Regions from separate parts of the Mus musculus genome. Here regions 2 and 3 are each linked to region 1. The links are chromatin loops, found by intact Hi-C in ENCODE. Cell type or tissue: left cerebral cortex. All regions are shown on one strand.

Region 1 (2,500 bases):
CCCCATTCCTCAAGCAAAGCTCGTAGAATATTCAGCTTCCTACCTTCATGTAAAATCCTTTTAGACTGGACTCCAAGCCACAGGTCAGCACAGGCTAATATGACTATCTTCCAGAGCTAACTGATATCGATATGAGTTCCAGTCTCTACAACCCCCTAAGGTAAGTGGGAATCCCATTTTATAGATGAGAAAACAGGCTCATAAAGTTGTGCCTTGCACAAGTTTTAAAATTATTAATTTGTTAGCCAGGCATGGTGCCACACATGGGAGGCAGAGGCAGGCAGATCTCTTGAGTTCAAAGCCAGCCTGGTCTACAGAGAAAGAGAGAGTCCCAGGATAGACAGGACTACACAGAGAAACCCTGTCCTGAAACCCTCATCCCCAAGTAAAAGAAAGTTATTAAGCTGTAGAGGTAAGGTTTATTTCACCAGCTTAGGCTCCTCCCAGCAGAAGTTGGAACTGATATGTTGGCAGCTCCAAGTTTCAGTGCAACTGTAGGCTATCCGTGCTATTCACAAATGTGGGAATATCCGTAGAACATCTGTAATAATCGCCAGTGAAAATGACAATATTACAGAAAATCAGTTAGAAGAAATAAACAGCGTGGCAAGGGAAGATGGCTGAGCAGGAAAGGTGCTTGCTATACAAGCTTGGAAACCTGAGTTGGGCCACTGGAATCCATGTAGGCACAGGCAAGAACTTACTCTACAGACCTGTCCTCTGATCGCCACACAATGCTGTGCTGTGTGTGCCCCATCTTCCATACACAACAAGCCAGAGTCATGAATTTTCTCCCTGCCTGTCAGGCCTTCCCCAGACTTCCCTCCAGGGACAGGGGATGTGTATCGTGAGTCTACTCTGATCACTTGAGCTTCCTTTTGCCGATTCCTCCAGGTCACCACCTGGTATTGAGTAACAGCTTGCTGTGTGCATGAGCCTTAGGGATGGTTCCACAGTTGCCCTGCCTTTGTTCATGAGAGCCTTTCCCTGGCCTTAAGGCTGAGTCATTAGGGGTGTGAGTAGTTTTGTTCTTAACAACATCCTCTGGTCTGGGATGCTCCCCAAACATTTCTTCCTTTGATTGCAAACACTGGGGGGTTCTTTTTTCTCTTTGGAGGGCAGAGGGCAGAGTTGAATAGGCCAGCATCCTCTCCTGGCAACAGTCCTAGAATTAATTCCTGGACCTGAAAAATCCAAACACCCAAACTTCCTGCAGTAATGAAAACCCACAGCAGAGGGCAGTCTCCTACATATGGCGAGGTGTCCTTGGCCCTGAGCTTATTTAATTGAAAAACCTACAGAAAAGTAATTAGCCTGGCTTCATAAGAGAGGCAAATCCCTTGCTGCCCCCCTCAGCCCACCTTTTGTTTAAAGAAGGCCATTTGTTCTTGAAGTGAAGAGTCCCCCGCGCCCTCCTTCCCTTCTTGTCCCCTGCTACAACTGTTAGGTCTAGTTTCTCTAGCTCAAAGATAGAAAGGGGTTAATTTTAGAGAAGCAACCCCTATTTGCTTTGTTCCATATGCAGAATAGGAAGGACACTGTCGCATGGTCTGTCAGATTTTCTCGGTCCCCTCTTGAGGAGGCAAGCCTGGAAGGAGGGTATGAATCCCAAACGTGTGTTTCACTCTCTCCTGCCAGGCATTCTCCCAAGGCCGTTTCATGCACTCTTTAAATAAGCCCAGATCCCCCATTAAGTGGATTTGCTTACTATTGCCAGTTCACACATGGGGAGATGGAAACCCTGAAACTGACAGGTTTGCTATGTGGTTCTCTGGGCTTTAAGTTGGTCATGTGTTTTAAAACAGGGAGTATCAGGTAAATTGCTCTTGAAACCCCTATTTCCTCTCCATTGGAGACAGAAGCTTGGAGGACAGATTTCCTAGGAAAATGGGTATGTCTGGGGGGTGGAGGTGCTGTTGTTGACAAAGAGCTTTGTTACTCTTTTCTAGTGTCCCGCCCCCCACCCCCAGCTGAGCCTATGCCTCCTCAGAAGGTTGAAGCTGGGTCAGCTTATCCATCAGGACTGTGCTGAGCCTGATCCAATTTTAGCAGTAACCTGCTTCTGCTCCCTAGGAATGTTGCAATAGGAGCTACGGTCCTGGTTCTGCAAGCCTGGCCAGCTCCCATGCGCTTCTGCTCATTCCCAGAATACAAAACACAAACTCAGGAGTGGTCCACCTTGGTTTTTTTGGAGTGTGTCTCTTGGGAACCTGGGGCTTACCAATAAGGCCAGGCTGCCTGGCAGTGAGCCCCAAGGATCTGCCTGTCTTTGTCTCTGGAGTCACAAGTACATGTTACATGCTCAGCTTTTGTATTTTATTTCATGGGCTTGGGGGATCAAACTCTTGTCTTCACGCTTACACAGCAGCCTTTGTTAGCATTCTGTCTAAACTCCACCCCACAGTTACCTGGCAACCGCCAGGTATGCCAACCTTGGTGGGCATTTTTACCAAACGGGAGTCTTATTCTCTGAGGCATCAGTCAGCCAACAGATTTGTTC
Region 2 (2,500 bases), 190 kb after region 1:
TGTGCCAGTGAAAGGCAGGTCTTCTACCTTCTTTCTTTCCTGCACTGATGCTTGGTCTCTTCTCTGCCCAGGCTGGGCCTCTGATCTGTGTTTCACCTGCAGAATGACTCCTCAGAAGTTCCAGGGTGGAACTGGTGCCACCATCTGGGTGGTTTCTGCCTCTGAGCTATGGGAAAACAGAAAATAATAGGTCTGCTTGCCTGTTTAGGCCTCTCCTTCCCCCCCCCCCCCCAGTGTGTGTGTGTGTGTGTGTGTGTGTGTGTGTGTGTGTGTGTGTCTCCATTCATCCATTGCCCTGATACCTCTTTCCCAGTGTTTTGATGCAGCCACACATAGTTGGCCTGTTTCTCCCTGCCCTCTCAGAGCCTGTCTCTTTCTTCTTCCCTTTCTTCTTCCTTTTCTTCCTTCCAGAAATATAACCCCAATGTCAGCTTTTATAAGACAATTATTAAATTAGAGCTAGTGCCCAGTATAGGAGAATGCCAGGACCAGGAATGGTAGTGGGTGGGTTGGGGAACAGGGGGAGGGGGAAGAGGTTTTCGGAGGGGAAACTAGGAAAGGGGATAACGTTTGAAATGCAAATTTAAAAAATCTAATAAAAAAATTGATACTTAAAAAAAAATTAGAGCTAGTGATTTGGTCAGTGACAGAGCACTTGCCTAGCAGGTATTTGGTTGGTCCCTGTCATCACAAAAACATGGTGGTGGAGTAGGGTAGGAATCAACAGATCCAGAGAGATGTCTGCTATATCATCCGTTTTCCCGAAACTCAGAACTGACAGTTTGTACCTCCTGGTTGATGTGATCTTTAGTATAAACATGAAAAAAAGTATACTTGTCCTGGGACGTAATATTAGTATAATGTATAATGCTTTGATAGTAGCCTGCCTCCATTGCCTTCTGAAAGCGTATGTGATCTTGGGAGAATCGCTTGACATCTCTGTGAAATTTGGCTTTTGTCATAGGAACCCTGGAAATAAATCCCTCCAAATGTTGAGATGCTGTGACTGTAGCCTCTGCCCTGTCCTGGATATTGGCCTTGATCTCCTCCTGGTGACCATGACTTTATTAGTTCTCATTCAATCTCAAACAGTGAACAGTAGGGGGCAGTAGATTTAAGACTTGTTCATCTAAAATACTGAACTGCTAAGAGGGAAAACAGCTTAGCAGAGGTGACACAGAGAGTGACAACCTCTGGTTTCTAAACCCAAGTGCCCCAGGAGTGAGAGAGGCTCTTTCTTACCCACTCACTTTTCTGTCTTGAGGCCAGACTCTTCATTCTGACATCCTCTAAGCCTGTGCTCTCTGTTTACTGCTGTCATCAAGTACGCAGAGTCGAATGCTCTGTCTCAGATAGGATTCTGAATGGCATTTAGACAATGGCTTTCTTTTGTGTGTGGTGGCCACTGATATCTTTCTTCCCTGAGTCTCTCTGTGATGTTGTTACTCAATAAACTGATGGGCCTATGAACTATAGCCCAAGAAATGGCTTATATAAGAACTCTGGCAAAAATCTGTTTTTTTGTTTGCTTGATTTTGATTGATCAAGCTCTTGATCCTTTGTTCTTGTCCCAACTTTCAAATACAACTTTTAAGCCAGTGATAGCACACACTGTTAATCCCAACACTGGGGAGGTAGAGGCAGACAGATATCTGTGAGTTCAAGGCCAGTGTGGTCTACAAATGGAGTTCTAGGACAGAGAAACCCTGTTTTATAAAACGAAAGCAACAACAACAAAACCCCACAATATTTTGGTTTTAACACCCTAATCTCCCACTTACATGTGTGTGTGCATGCTTGTGTGTATGTGTGAGAGTGAGTGTGAGTGTGTACACACTTATATGTTGAATCAAGCAAAGTAAACCATCTTTATTAGAATCTTGGTCACTTGGGTTTGGAGGCTGAGTTTTCTGTTCTCTTGGTGAATTATTTAAGTGCTTGATTAATTAGAGTCTGGAAATCAAGCATTTGCTTGTTTTGTTATTTCAGAGGAAAGAAGGAGCCAGACTACTAGAGCAGGGATATGGCTCAGGGGTAGCATTCTTGTCCAGAACTCATGAGGCCCTAGTTTCATCACTAGCACCAATGCCAAAGGGATATAAAACCAAAGGCAACTGCAAAGGAAAAGGGTGGGAAGAAAAAGTGGGGAGGGATAGGAAAGAAGATTCTCTTCTCATCTGTGCATCGAAACCAGAGGGAAGCCTTCTGAGATCTTGACTCCTTTCACTGGCCTAGCACATATTTTGCACTAAAGCACCATCCGCCTTTTGAAGGACTTTGTTGGCAAGAATGCTCTGAGTCTATCTTTGTGTGGTAGAAGACAGGGTAAGCTTCCAGCACAAGTTTAGTCCTGAAGTCTGTGAGAATCAAGTTGGCTCAACACTTCCTTTCAAATAGGAGAGCTGACACTCACAGAGCCTCAACAACATGGCTACCAGGATAACACAAATAGCACCAAAGGACATGCTAAAGTGCAGGGGAGGAATCGACCTGGCCCCAC
Region 3 (2,500 bases), 140 kb after region 1:
GGGCATTCTATCACGGACATTTTAGCAACTTAGCTTTCAAGAGAACGTATAATGTCAAAACGCAACCCTTTGCTCTTTTAACCATTAACTTTCCCCATAATCAATTGTTCCAGCTACTGCATCACATGGAGAACTTTAAAAACAAAAGTATCTTAGCTGAACAGTTTATACAAAACAGAACCTTCACAGTTCTGGAAACTGGGGGCATCTAGCAAATTCACTGGCTGCTGTCATGATAGCTTCTGTCTACCTGTGTCTCATATGATGGACAGAAGAGCGAGCTAGCTTTTTGAGAGAGCATTTACTCTTTCTTTCTTTCCTTCCCTCCCTCAATCCCTCTCCCCTCTCTTCCCTTCTCTGTCCCCTCCTTCCTCCTCTCCTTTGTGAGTCAGGGTCTCTCTTTGTAGTACATGCTTGCCTGGAGTTGACTGTGTAGCCCAATCTGTCCTTGAACTCAACAGATCCTACAGCTTCAGCCTCTGGAATGCTGAGGTTACAGATGTGAACCCCTGCGCTTGGCACTGGGGATCCCTTCATATAGGGTACCCATTCAATCTAGAGAGCTCTATCCTGAGGACCTAGTTTACCATCTAAAAGCTTCTACCTCCTAGTACTGTCACCTCAGGTTAAGATTTCAACATAATGAATTGGGGAGTGTAGACACCCAGGTGATTGAAAGGGACTGTTCTCTTTCTATGGATTTCCTGTCCACCGCCCTCCCAAGCTATTATTGCCATCCTCTGCATGTTCTTGATGTGCTGAAATGTTTTAAACAACCACTCTTTTCAAAATGCACCCTCTATTACCTTGTAGTAGAACGGGGATAGGATGTGTGAATCTGCTCTGTGTCCCGGATTCCCATTTGACACTGCTCATTTGCCAACCCCTTCTTCCTCTGACTCTTTTGAGGAGAAAGAGGATGGCCATCACGAACAGCTCCTACCTTCCCATTTCAAATTCCAAAGACTGGATTTGGAGCAACCCAGACTGTCGTGCAGACGATAGCTGAAGGTTGGGGCAGAGGCAGCAGTTAGTGGGAGGAGCTGGCACAGGCTGTCAGAATGCTATGGACATGAGCCAGAAACCTGGTGCCACTTTCCAAAAGGCTTAGGAGTTGCCAGGCGAGCTCAGCCATATGATTCTTCTTTTGCCCAGCAAACTAAAACCTATGTTTCCTCGGCTAGTATGGTCGGATCAAGATACTTCCTGGATCCTCAAGCTGATTTTGGTCATAGAATCATAAATGAAACATGAAGATGATGTGCCAACTGGGTAATAACAAATGTGAGTGAGTTGGCCTAGGATTCCATTCATTTGTGTCACTTTGGCAATTGTTGTGTTAGTTGGAAAAAATGCTACATGTTGGGCTCAGTTACCAAAACACTCCAAAGAAATGTAAATAATATTAGGCTCAGTGCCCCACGCTCCTTACTGACTTGTCACTTTCTTATTAGGTGGCCTTTAAAATGCCTCTGTGATAGATGAGTGAGGAAGGGGGCATTGGGAAAAATGTAGTTTAAATGTCTCTGGTAGGCTCTTGTGTCAGTTTTTCTTGCCTAATAACCAAGAAGTGAGGAGGGGGGAAGGGGAGAGAAATGGTTAGGACAGGTAAGCAAGAGACTCTGGGAAATTTGTTTTCTCTTCAAATCAATAAACAATTATGCTATGCTTTTCTGTGGGAATGTAATAGCTGACAAAAGAGAATCAATGATGAAGTTATTCTGCCTTCTGGAGGTACGATTATAATAGCAGTTGTCACTTACTGAGCGTTTTCTTTATAACCAGCAGTGTGATAGGGACTTTTCTACACCATGGGTCAGTGGATGCTTTGTTAAGATCCACATGAAAAAACTAAAAGTTTTTTTTTTTTTTCAAATCGAGAGGTAAAATCAAGGGTGTACTTATTTAAACAACAAACAAATTCCCACAGAATTCGATTGATTAAATTAAAAATATTAAGAGGTAAGTGATATTCTTTTGGGAAGGTGAGGAGGAAAGGATAAAGGGCATCTAGATTTCCTAGATGGCAAATGCTCCTCTATAAAACTCTCTTGAAGCTCAAGAGTCACAAAAGCAGGTGGTGGGCTGGCTTTGCCCCCATAGACCTTAGCTTTATTTACATATTGCCTGAGAGCAGCTGTAAAGGTCTGGTCTCACTGCTTCACTGTCCTGTAGACCCAGATTTGTTTTGTCCTGCCCTGCCAACTTAGCATATGGCCTCTTTCTTCAAAGTCACTCCACAGTCATAGTCTGACCAACCACTGCCACCACATCTGCAGTCCAGGCAACAAGAAGCAAAATGGAGGGAGATAAATCTCTCTTGGCTCACGTCTTGGAAGGAGATTTCCCCAAGTTCCATTCTACTGGCAATGCCGTTGCTTTGCTGGAACGTGGACATAGGACCATCATGTGTTAAATGAGGCTGAGGATTCAGTTGTTTGTTACAGCTGTTACTGTGCTTGGATAAGAATCCTGTACTGAAGTACAAGAGGACATGCAG

What was found. A loop is a pair of places that touch in the nucleus more often than their neighbours do. Peaks named below come from ENCODE experiments on the same cell type or tissue, not always from the same donor. Only the 100,000 strongest peaks of a DNase experiment are listed, where the experiment ranks them.
Region 2: a loop joins it to region 1, with 3.0 times the contacts of the local background. A loop is called at or near these places in 12 of 42 quality-filtered maps.
Region 3: a loop joins it to region 1, with 4 times the contacts of the local background. A loop is called at or near these places in 6 of 42 quality-filtered maps.

Annotation. Positions count from the first base shown.
Region 1 is chr6:92,664,399-92,666,898 of GRCm38, reverse strand. The region is part of intron 2 of Prickle2 (prickle planar cell polarity protein 2); the gene reads left to right. Among named protein-coding and RNA genes, the nearest start is that of Prickle2, 41 kb to the left of the region's middle. In left cerebral cortex, a CTCF peak has its summit at 1,230 (motif pointing right); DNase peaks (open chromatin) are centred at 1,221, 1,677 and 2,039; H3K27ac peaks cover 1,567 bases.
Region 2 is chr6:92,476,416-92,478,915 of GRCm38, reverse strand. The region is part of intron 2 of Prickle2 (prickle planar cell polarity protein 2); the gene reads left to right. Among named protein-coding and RNA genes, the nearest start is that of Gm38862, 73 kb to the right of the region's middle. In left cerebral cortex, CTCF peaks have their summits at 117 (motif pointing left) and 1,090 (motif pointing right); DNase peaks (open chromatin) are centred at 121, 1,075 and 2,289; H3K4me3 peaks cover 1,312 bases; H3K27ac peaks cover 124 bases.
Region 3 is chr6:92,520,417-92,522,916 of GRCm38, reverse strand. The region is part of intron 2 of Prickle2 (prickle planar cell polarity protein 2); the gene reads left to right. Among named protein-coding and RNA genes, the nearest start is that of Gm38862, 120 kb to the right of the region's middle. In left cerebral cortex, no CTCF peak of the experiment used is centred here; a DNase peak (open chromatin) is centred at 1,052; H3K27ac peaks cover 1,070 bases.